Linked DNA regions of Homo sapiens: region 2 is linked to region 1. Evidence: chromatin loops called from intact Hi-C (ENCODE). Cell type or tissue: CD14-positive monocyte. All regions are shown on one strand. Links, peaks and the distances in the headings refer to the core of each region. The heading gives the core; the rest is flanking DNA.

What was found. Hi-C counts contacts between places; a loop is a spot of excess contacts. Peaks named below come from ENCODE experiments on the same cell type or tissue, not always from the same donor. Only the 100,000 strongest peaks of a DNase experiment are listed, where the experiment ranks them.
Region 2: a loop joins it to region 1, with 4 times the contacts of the local background. A loop is called at or near these places in 7 of 110 quality-filtered maps.

What each region holds. Positions count from the first base shown.
Region 1 is chr3:46,440,429-46,445,807 of GRCh38, reverse strand. It overlaps LTF (lactotransferrin), which reads left to right. Exons shown (of 17, transcript NM_002343.6): 12 at 372-527; 13 at 2,226-2,367; 14 at 4,325-4,392. Among named protein-coding and RNA genes, the nearest start is that of LINC02009, 19 kb to the right of the region's middle. RefSeq lists an enhancer at 2,491-2,992. In CD14-positive monocyte, for the core only: CTCF peaks have their summits at 2,850 and 3,051; DNase peaks (open chromatin) are centred at 3,027 and 4,737.
Region 2 is chr3:46,381,571-46,386,949 of GRCh38, reverse strand. The region is part of intron 2 of CCR5AS (CCR5 antisense RNA); the gene reads left to right. Among named protein-coding and RNA genes, the nearest start is that of CCR5, 13 kb to the right of the region's middle. In CD14-positive monocyte, for the core only: no CTCF peak of the experiment used is centred there; DNase peaks (open chromatin) are centred at 539 and 2,779; H3K27ac peaks cover 486 bases.

The sequences.
Region 1 (5,379 bases), core at 172-5,171:
TGTGGTTGGTGATTTATGCACTGTTGGGGTCTCTCTTGTTGTTTATAGTGTTTGTTGCTGTAGAAGCTTACACTGAGAGATGCATTGCTGGTTTGTAACTCAGGGACATTGTGTGGCTGGTTGAAGACAGTCCCCTGTAATCACTAAAATAATCAGCTTTTCTTACTGTTTTATTTCATCAATCTCACCTTAACATAAGGCAGCAGCTTATGCTTTCTCGGTCTACCTAAAAAGGCCAGTTCTTTGAGGGAATCATTGCCTGGTGTTGCTTCTTGGCCTGTTTTGGCCTGGGCTGTAGACAGCTCCACTGGAATCCATGTGCCAGGCCTCCTGGAGGTTAAGACTTGTTTTTCTGTCATCTGTTATGCCAGGATATCTTGCTGTGGCGGTGGTTAGGAGATCAGACACTAGCCTTACCTGGAACTCTGTGAAAGGCAAGAAGTCCTGCCACACCGCCGTGGACAGGACTGCAGGCTGGAATATCCCCATGGGCCTGCTCTTCAACCAGACGGGCTCCTGCAAATTTGGTAAGGAGTTCCAAAGGTGCGGTGGGTGGGCCACCCTGGAGGGTAGGCATATTGTGCTGTGGAACCTTAGGGAAGGGAGGGGAGGGGATTTGCAGGCTGATAGTGGCCTGCAGGCCTCTTCCAGCATAAGGAAATTCTCCCTGTGGCTGCCCCCTGGAGGCGTGGGTGCACTGGGGGTTTCCCTGCACAGCACTTCCCATGCCCCATTCACCCCACCCCAAGATTAAAGATTGGAATATCTGCCTATTTCGCTGCACCCTAAGAATAAATGCAAGTTCCAAGATGTGCAAATGCTTTTTACCTCTTGGAGCTCCAGACCTAAATTCCTCTTAAACTCTGGCTTCCCAGCTTGGGGAAAGATGTCTGCCTGCCTCATGAAAGGTGACTCCTGTTACTAAGCAAAACTGACGCTTACTCTACACTGCAACGGAGCCTGAATAAGACCTCAAGAGCCTGGCTCCACCTGCTTCTGCAGTTTTCTCTCCCCACCACACCCCACACTCATCCTAGTCAGCATCAGCCACACCCTGCCTGCTGTGGGCCCCGTGGCATGGTGTGTAGCACATCCTCAATGTGACTCCCTTCTTGTATGGGCGTCTCCTAGGGCAGGGGCTCCACTGCATGGGTTTTTGATCCTGGCCGGGGCAGGCAGCTTTCACGTGGCTCTGCTCCTCACCAGCTCCATGGCAGCCTCTGAGCTGTAGGGAAACTGCCAGGATGGAATGGGAACTCCCAGCTTTTCCTGAGGTTGACACATAGTGTGGCTCTTCCAGCAGCAGTGGGAGTCTGATAATGGGTGACGTTTGCTCAGTGGGGCAGAGCTTTCTTGTCACCTTTGTTTATTCTTTCTTGGGTTAAATCACACAATGAACGAATTCAGATCAGGTTCAGCTGCAAGGAACAGAAAACTCCTGAAATAGTAGAGGCTTAAACAAGACAGAAGTTAATTTCTGTGTCATGTAGTCCAGAGGTGGTTTGCCTAGGGCTGGTATGAAGACAATATGGGGTCTGGAACCTGGGCTTTAATCATTTGGCTACTCTGCCATTTGTGTGGCTTTCATGCTCAAGGTCACCTCATGGCCCACATTGCATCTCTAAGTCCAGTCCCTGCTTCTGCATTCTATGTGCAGGATGAAGAAAGAGAAGGAGAAGAAAGGGCAAAAGGCATGTACCAATTGTCTTTCAAGGATGTTTCTGAGAAGCTGGCGCCCAACACTCCTGCTGATATTTCACTGGCCTATAGCTACCCATATGGCCATATGAGCCCCAGGGAGTCTGATAAGTCTAGTCTTTATACCAAAGGGCCAAGCACCCAGATACAAAGCAGGGTTTCCATTACTGATAAAAACAAAATCAGATCCTGGACTAGGCAACTCACAGGCTCTGCTGCACACAGCCATCACGGTCATGAGCTGAGTCCCCAGCTCAAGGCTGTGATGACGGGACCCTCCAGGCAGCCACAGCTCTCATCCCCAGCCTTAGTTGGGTGTCCATCTGTGCCTACAGTCTGAATGAAGCTTTTCTGGTGGGTCCTATGTTGGTGACAACATGTTGCTTTGTGATGGTGAGTGTGTTCTATCTAGATTGCTGTCCTGGGAAGTCTAATGAACTGAAACCACCCTGCATCGGCTGTTAGGTAAAGGTTGCTTGTGTGGACTCAGGTTTGAAGAGCTGACTCCCCGTGTTCCTTCTCTCCAGATGAATATTTCAGTCAAAGCTGTGCCCCTGGGTCTGACCCGAGATCTAATCTCTGTGCTCTGTGTATTGGCGACGAGCAGGGTGAGAATAAGTGCGTGCCCAACAGCAACGAGAGATACTACGGCTACACTGGGGCTTTCCGGTGAGTCTGTGACTGAGCTCCATCAGGATGGGGACTTACCTCATCCCTCAGCATGTCAGCATTGCAGTTCTAAGGAGCCAGATGTGACCTGTCACAGCAGAGTGGGGGTCATCCTGTGGGTCAGCTCATGGGTGGCCCCAGTGAGGGCTGTCCCCACCACACCCACCGCCCCAGAGAGTGGAGGCTGGCACCAGGGCTGTCTGACCTCAGCTCCGCAGTGCTTCTCCCTGTGGCTTTGAGCCAAGATCAACAGCAGTAGGCCTCAATAGCCTCGTCCTGAAAATCAAATGGGTAGAGTGTGGTATCCTAAGTGCTTCCTACAATTCCATTTATGGGGAAGAATTCTCTTTCCCATCGCCGCCCCTTTTCTTCTCACCTAGGTCATGACTATGGCTTAGGTTTCCCTTTTTCTCTGACTTTGGCCTTAGAAATGGCAAAGAGATGGCAGAATTGCAGTGTTATTCTCCAGTAACGAAGTGAAAAATAAGCCAAAAAACAAGTTTTCAGAATTCATAAGTTATAACCACTTAGTGACTTGTAACCACACCCCACGTTTTACAGCACCATTCATCCGGGTGTTGCTTCTCAGGGGCACTATTTACCAGTGTGAAGGGTGCAGAGAGGATCTTCCCCTGTTCCTTTTCCTCCATTTGCCAAGAGTACATTTCACGACCAGATGGCGTCATGTGTCTGAGGGTGTCTGAACTTTTTAATATAAATTCAACAGCCTTGTTCCAGTAATGGAATGACAGAAAAGTAGCTTTTGCTATATAAGTGGCTCATAAAAAAAGACCCAAAACAAAAAAAAATGTTTTGTGAATGTATAAAAATATCTTTAAGGGACTAAGGATTTGCAAATGGAAATGTGATTCTACTCAGAAATGCTGAACACATGTCTCATAAGAGCCCGAAAGAAGCATGTGCTCCTCTTTTTTTTTTTTTCAGACCTGCAGCAAGGTATTAGTTCACTGGAAACACCCACATTTTAATATTCCTAATTATACTGGAAGAAAATCCCTTGTCTTTTGTTTAAATTATATCTAGAATCTAGATTGGGGAAATTTATAGCAAAATCATTAAAAGCTGAAACCAGTGTCATACCCCTTTATTTCTATCATCCTTATAATGCTGGTTCTTAATTTTTAACTTTCTGCTGACTCTGTAGTATAGAAGAAGATCTAGCCTCTCACACTGCCCCCAGCACCTTTTCCACCACACAACCACAGACTTCAACTCTCTTCAGCACCCAACACGCTAATGTCATATTCAGTACTTATGACTGTGTAAGCGTTATTCTCATATTATATTTCCCTTATTGTACAAACTTTTTGTTTACTCTGGAGTTCATAAATGTCTTTTCTTATTTGCTTAATTTTCTGCACTTAAAAAAACACATCACTATCTCATCCCCAAACTGTCTGCCAGTAATGTAAATCTCCTAACAACATGCATACACACACACACACACACACACACACACACACACACACACACACACACACACACTCTCTCTCTCTCTCTCTCTCTCTCTCTCTCTCTCTGGGTGCTATCACAGTTTCATCATTTACTTGGAAGTGCTGCTCCAGAAGGCATCCATCTTCCTGCTGCAGTTTGGACTGGTTGCTGTGTAGGCCGCCTGCACATCTGTGGTCCTGGGGGTCCTGTTGACCATTATTTTGGTGCTTTCCTTTGTCTTACTTCATGTTAGATTGCCTGTTTCCTGGGTCGCATATCTTTAGATTTCTTGGTTTTGTAATGTCTTTTATATAGGGTTTTAAAAGGAGGGCAGGTACACCTGTGTTCAATCTGCCGCTGTAAACAGTAAATTCCTAGAAATAGTTGTCTTTTAGATGTTTACTTCCATATTTCAGTTTTTGGAATGCATATTACAAATATTTATGAAAGCCCCACTAGTTTCTCTTCTGTAATTATGTGTATATTTTCTGGAACATTTTAGGTGCCTGGCTGAGAATGCTGGAGACGTTGCATTTGTGAAAGATGTCACTGTCTTGCAGAACACTGATGGTAGGTGAAGGTGTTTCCTTTTCTCCTTCAAAGCAGAGTCTTTGGCATCACAACACATCTTAGTGTTCAGATTTGCCTTTGGGAAGGTTTTATAACATTTTCCATATTTGTGATTAAAAGAACTCCAAAATTCTTTATCTCAATAGACAACATGATAACATCTGTAGGTGTCATATGGATTTTGAAACGAAATTCATACACACACACTCTCTCTCTTTCTCTCACACACACACACACACTCACTCTCACACACACAGATACTAGCCATGCTCAGTAGCAAATGTCTCCCTGGCTTCCTCTAGTCAACCACAGAAACACACTGTCTGCCCACATGAGATCATGCATGCCTATTGGAAACTGTGGATGATGCTACAAACTGGGTGAACATATGCAAATGAAGCCTCCCTTTATGAAAAAGGAAGTAGAGGCCTTCATTCATCCCCATGTGAGCCTTGGTCTGGAGACTCCTTGGGAGTTAGTGGGAACAAAATTACAGGTGGTTGCAGATGATGGAAGATAATCTTCCAGCCAATGTTTGAACAATCACTCTCTCTCCTGGTCCTCAGCCATTTGCTACCTTCCAATCTGCATCTGTCTCCTTAGCCCCACTTCAGCATTCCAACCCCCAAGTCTCAGCAGGTGACTTGCTATTCTGTTTCCTGAGAAAGAACTGTCTCCACTTTCGGCCTCCCTCCTTCAGTAATCACTGCAGTCTCAGCCACTTCTCCCTTCTGCTTCTGCTCCTTCTAGTGTCTCTTGGGACAGAGATTAAAACAAGACATGTAAATTTGAAATTATTTCAATATCAAATAGAGGAATCCAAGAGAATGAATAAAGTGCTTTCTTAAAGGGAGAGAGCAGAGAGACAAACGGGAGCCGGAACAATGAGCCGGCATCTGCACAAACATAGACATGCATACAATTACATTTAGAATTTACAAGCCATTAACTGAAGTAATCTCCAGGGATCAGATTGATGTCAAATTT
Region 2 (5,379 bases), core at 61-5,060, 59 kb after region 1:
GTTTTAACAATTACAAACATATGACCAACACTGTTTCCTCTATGCTCCTCTCCCTTCCCTCTGCCTCTCACCCCACTGGATTATTTTAAAAAGAGTCTAAACATCATATAACTTAATCCACTAGTATTTTAGAGTGTATCCTTAAGAGATAAGGACTCTTTAGAAATAGCTACAAAAGCATTATTGTACCCCAAATTAAAGCATAATTAACATAATATTATATCTAGTCAGTGTTCAAATTTCTCCAGTTTTCTCAAAGATGTGCTTTCTCATTGGTTTGTTCTAACCTGGACATAAACAAGACCAGTGCTCTGCATTGCACTGTTAATGTGCAACAATTCCTTTCCCCCTGTCCCACCTTGGCCCCACCTTTTCCTGTAGAACTTTCTATATTCTGGATTTGGCTGGCTGTCTACCCTTGCTTTCTCACCATCTCACTGTCTCTGCCATAGTCCAGGCCTGGTCAGGCAGGGAGCTTGTGATTCCTCCTGCCCCTTCTCTGAGTCACTTCCCTTTGGTCTATGGACAGAAGGCTTTTTCTGAAAAAGCAAGTCTGATCATGCTGATACCAGTGGATTAGGGGAGGTCCCTAAACACTGGTGAGACGTTGACTGCACCTGGTGTCCAGGCTGTTGACGCTGTCACAAGAAGGAATTCAAGGACGAGTCAGAGAAAAGTGAAAGTAGAGAGATTTATTGCAGAGCAAAATGCACACACTCAAGAAATGGGAGTGTGGTCGGGTGGGGTGGCTCATTCCTGTAATCCTAGCACTTTGGAAGGTGGAGGCAGGCTGATCACCTGAGTCCAGGAGTTCAAGACCAGCCTGGGGAACATGGCAAGACCCTGTCTCTACAAAAAAAAATACAAAATATTAGCCAGGTGTGGTGGTGCACGTCTGTCCTCCCAGCTACTTGGGGGGCTGAGGTTGGAGGATTGCTTGAGCCTGGGAGGCAGAGGTTGCAGCGAGCCAACAAAGTGAGACCCTGTCTCAAAAATAAAATAAAATATGGTGAAACCCCATCTCTACTGAAAATACAAAAAATTAGCTAGGCGTTGTGGTGGGCGCCTGTAGTCCCTGCTGCTCAGGAGGCTGAGGCAGGAGAATGGCCTGAACCCTGGAGGCAGAGCTTGCAGTGAGCTGAGACTGCGCCACTGCACTCCAGCCTGGGTGACAGAACCAGACTCCATCTAAAAAATAAATAAATAAATAATAAATAAATAAATAAATAATAAAGGGAAGTGCAGGCATACTCAAGAGAGAGAGAGTTGCGCCCAGTAGGGTTTGGGGCTTCTACATTATGGGTTTCTTTAACCAAAGGATGGAATATTCATGAAGTTTCCTGAAAAAGGTAAAGATTTCTCAGAGCTGTGGTGCCACCCATTTTTACACCAAACATGAGTGTTCCAGGAAATGGAATGGCCCTGGTGGGTGTGTGATTTGGTATGTTATTGAGCATATAATGAGGTTCCAGGCAAAACCTAGGAGAAACTCAGCACCATATTGGATCCAGTTGCTTTTAACCAGCCTTGGCTCACACCCTGGTTCTCAGGTTCTTATTGACCCCTGGATTATGCAGCTATTTCAACAGTTTCCTTTTTTACTAGTCAAACTGCTGCCTGGAATCTTCCATTCTCCTGTGACCACCCTTATTATTCCTGTCTCAATACTACCATCTTGTTTAACACAGTTAGGGGGTGCCTGTGGCCTGTAGAATAAAAACTACACTTGACAGCTTGACATAGACATTGCAAACAGTAAGCATTCAATAAATGCTGAATTAACACGTGAATGGGGACTGTGGAGTGATAAATAGCTAATGCACTCGGGTACTGTGCTGGGGAGACTCCTTGTTCCCCTTCACCATATGCTTTGCTTCTGCTCCAGTGGAGGGCAGAGCAGAGGGGAGGGCTAGAAGGAGTACCTCCCAATCTTCTTGTCACTCCATACTGCCCACTGCTCCTGATCTCCTGCAGGAGGAATGCATGCACGCAGCCAGACACACACACCCACACTCACACCAGTGTCTGTCTGTCTGTCTATCTATCTATCTATCTATCTATCTATCTATCTATCTATCTATCTATCTATCTATCATCTATGTACCCTATCCATCTATCTACCTATCTATCATCTATCTCAAGTCAGCTGTGCTACTTTAGGCACCTGGACTATACCTTGCTTTATTTCACCTCTGCACATTTGCATAAGAGTTCCTACTCCTATGCTCCACTCAGTAGCTTCTAACTAATCCTTATTCAACTGCAGCAATGCTCTCTAGGATTTTTTCCTCCAGACCCCCATCCTTGGATTGGATAACTCATCCTCATCTGGCTCTCAGAGCCTTATCCCGACACTGTTCACAGTAACATAGGCATTAAAAAGAAATTTTTTTCTTTTTAACCTTGGTAAGGTTTTCCTTTTAATGAAAAGCAGCCCCCAAATCATTTCTTTTCTAGCAAAGAGCAACCTGTAAAATTGGGCTGCAGACATAGATAAGCAATCTGGAAGCTTGCAAGAGTGAATGCCGGCAGCTGTGCCAATAGGAAAAGACTATCTGGGGGCCAGGCATGTTCAACATGGATTCTTCATCTTCCCTTTTCTTTGTCAACCACGTGTACAGTAAGGAACAGACAACATGGCACCAGCCAGGTATAGACCCCGTCTGCGTAATAAAAGATTAGGATGGGATGGCCAGCTTCTTTGTATGCTATGTAAACATCACACCTGGTCTGACCAATCTCTCGGGTCCTAAGTAAATCAGACACCACTTCCTCAAGCTCGTCTATAAAATGCCTTGCATTTCACCACAAAACAGGAAGATCCACTCAGGTGCCCCTCTCTCTGTGCAGGCAAGAGAGCTATTCTTTTTTCTCTTTCTTTTGCCTATTAAACCTCTGCTCTTAAACTCACTTCTTGTGTGCCTGAGTCCTTGATTCCCTTGGCGTGAGACCACAAACCTCAGGTATTCACCCCAGACAATGATGCCACTTCAACAGTACTTTTCAAACTTTGCCTTTTTGCTTGCTTTTCTCTCTAAATAGTGAATTTCATAAGGACAGGGACTCTCTTTCATGGCATGAGTTGGCATCTGGCACATAGCTGGCCCTCCTTCAATGTTTGCTGAATCAATGAATGAATGCTGAATGTTGAGCTGCAGATGGTTAGTGCACAACTGAACTAGAGGGGAAGTAAGAACCCCCTTAGGGGTTTCTTTTGTTTCTGTTTCTGCTTGAAGGAGGACAGAAGCTCTGCCCAGTTTCCTCTCCTTCTCAGAGGACGGCTGGAGGAAACACTTCCCATCCCTCTCTTACCCCTGGCCATCCCTGGCCTCCACAGTAGGAGAGTGGCGGTGGGGTTTATTGGTTGCTCTCCTTTGCATAGGCACAGCTGAGGATGAGGGCCCCGGAAGTAGACTGAGGCGCGTGGTATGAAATCCTACTTGTTTCCTGTGCCTAAGCCACCCCTGCCCATGGGGCTTTGCCAGAACTTCTCATTGGGTTTTGCTTACCTAGCTCTTAACACGTTAATTCCTACTTGCTCTTCCTTGAGTGTAAGCTTCTGTCAGAGTCCAGAAGGAAGGGGTGGGGAATTGGCCTGCTGCCCTCACTCTCTCAGTTTGCTTTGAGCTATGGAGTCTACATCTGACCAGAATTATTGGTAGCAGGTTAATCCACCCTAAAAGGCTTTCAAAAGGAGCTACAGAAGACCAAGCAAATTGAACACAGTGCCATAAAGTTGTGAGGCCCTTTCCATCCATTACTTACAAAATCATGCTGTTGATTTCATACCCATGAGCCCCTGGCTGACTCTGGTCGGCCAGTGCTTCTCTCTCACTGCAGAGAGTGAGCTGGATTGCCCGCTATGTCTAAGTGCACTGTTTGGGGGAGCACATCCTAATCTGAAGAAGAAATAGCCATTATTAGCAAATTATTAAAGTGGCTAACTGTTACCAGAGCTTTTATGTGCCAGGCACTGTGTTAAGCCCTCAACATGCAATTTCTCATTTATCCTCTGAACAAACCTGTAAGGCAGATACTATTATTAGCCCCAATTACAGATTAGAAAGCTGAGGCTTGGAAACAGTAAGCAACTTGCATAGTAATTCAAATCTAGGAAACACTGATGCCAAAGTTCAAATTATATTAATATTTATTATTTATAATATGCCAGACTCACACTGTCTCCTACAGTAGCCATTGGCCACATTTAAATTAAATCATGGAAAACATTCAGTTCCTCAGTCACACTGGCCACATTTCACCCTGGCCTGGTGGCTACCATTTTGGATGATGCAGATACAAAGCATTCCCGTCATTACAAAAAAATTATATTGGATCTCCCTGGTCTAGATAATTTATACCCCAACACAACCCTGTCAGGTTGCTATTAGTAATGAAGCAGCATCATTTGTATGGGGTAATACACAAGGTTCGTTGCCTCATGCCAAGGAAATCAAGGATGCTAACACATGAGCAGTGAGTTTAAGAGCGGAAGTGTAATAGGCAAAAGAGAAAAGGTCTCTCGTGCAGGAGGGGGTTCCGAGTGGATCTCCCAGTTTCACGGTAAAATGCATGGGGTTTTATAGACTAACTTGAGGAGGCGGTGTCTGATTTACACAGGGCCCAAAAGACTGGTTGGACCAGGTATGCCATTTACATAGCACGGGAAGAAGCTGGCCATCTCACCCTAATCTTTTATTATGCAGAAGGGTTCTCTACCTGGCCCGTGCCATGTTGCCTGTTCCTTTACTGTACACTTGGTTGACAAAGAAAAGGGAAGATGGAGAATCCATGTTGAACATGCCTGGCCCCCAGATAGCCTTTTCCTATTGGCACAGCTGCCGGCATTCACCCGTGCAAGCTTCCAGCTTGCTTATCTATGTCTGCAGCTCAATTTTACAGGCTTCTCTTTGTTAGCAAACAAATGATTTTGGGGCTGCTTTTTGTTAAAAGGCAAATCTTACCGAGGACTCTCTGACCCTCACTAACCACCTAAATAATTTCTTTTTAGCTCCTGTATCAGTAACACCCCAAATTACTACTGGAAATCCTTTTAGATCCTGAGAGCCAGAGACGTTAAGTCACTTGCCCAAGCTCCCACAGCCCCAAGGCTGGAACTCGAGTCAGTCTGACTTTCAAGTCCCTGCCCTCTTCTCTGCTGGGCTCTGCTTTTTGGCACAGGAAGATTGAGTTAGCCAATCAACAGAGTCCTTATTTGATTATATGTCAGGAAACCATTAGGATTCTCCTAAAAAGGATTTTTGAATAGTCTTTGGTAATGGCAGTAAACCTAAGTAGAGGAATTTTAAAGTGAACATAGACAATATTGAAATTCTCCCATTAGTTTCTTATTTTTAATCTTAATTACATTTTATTATA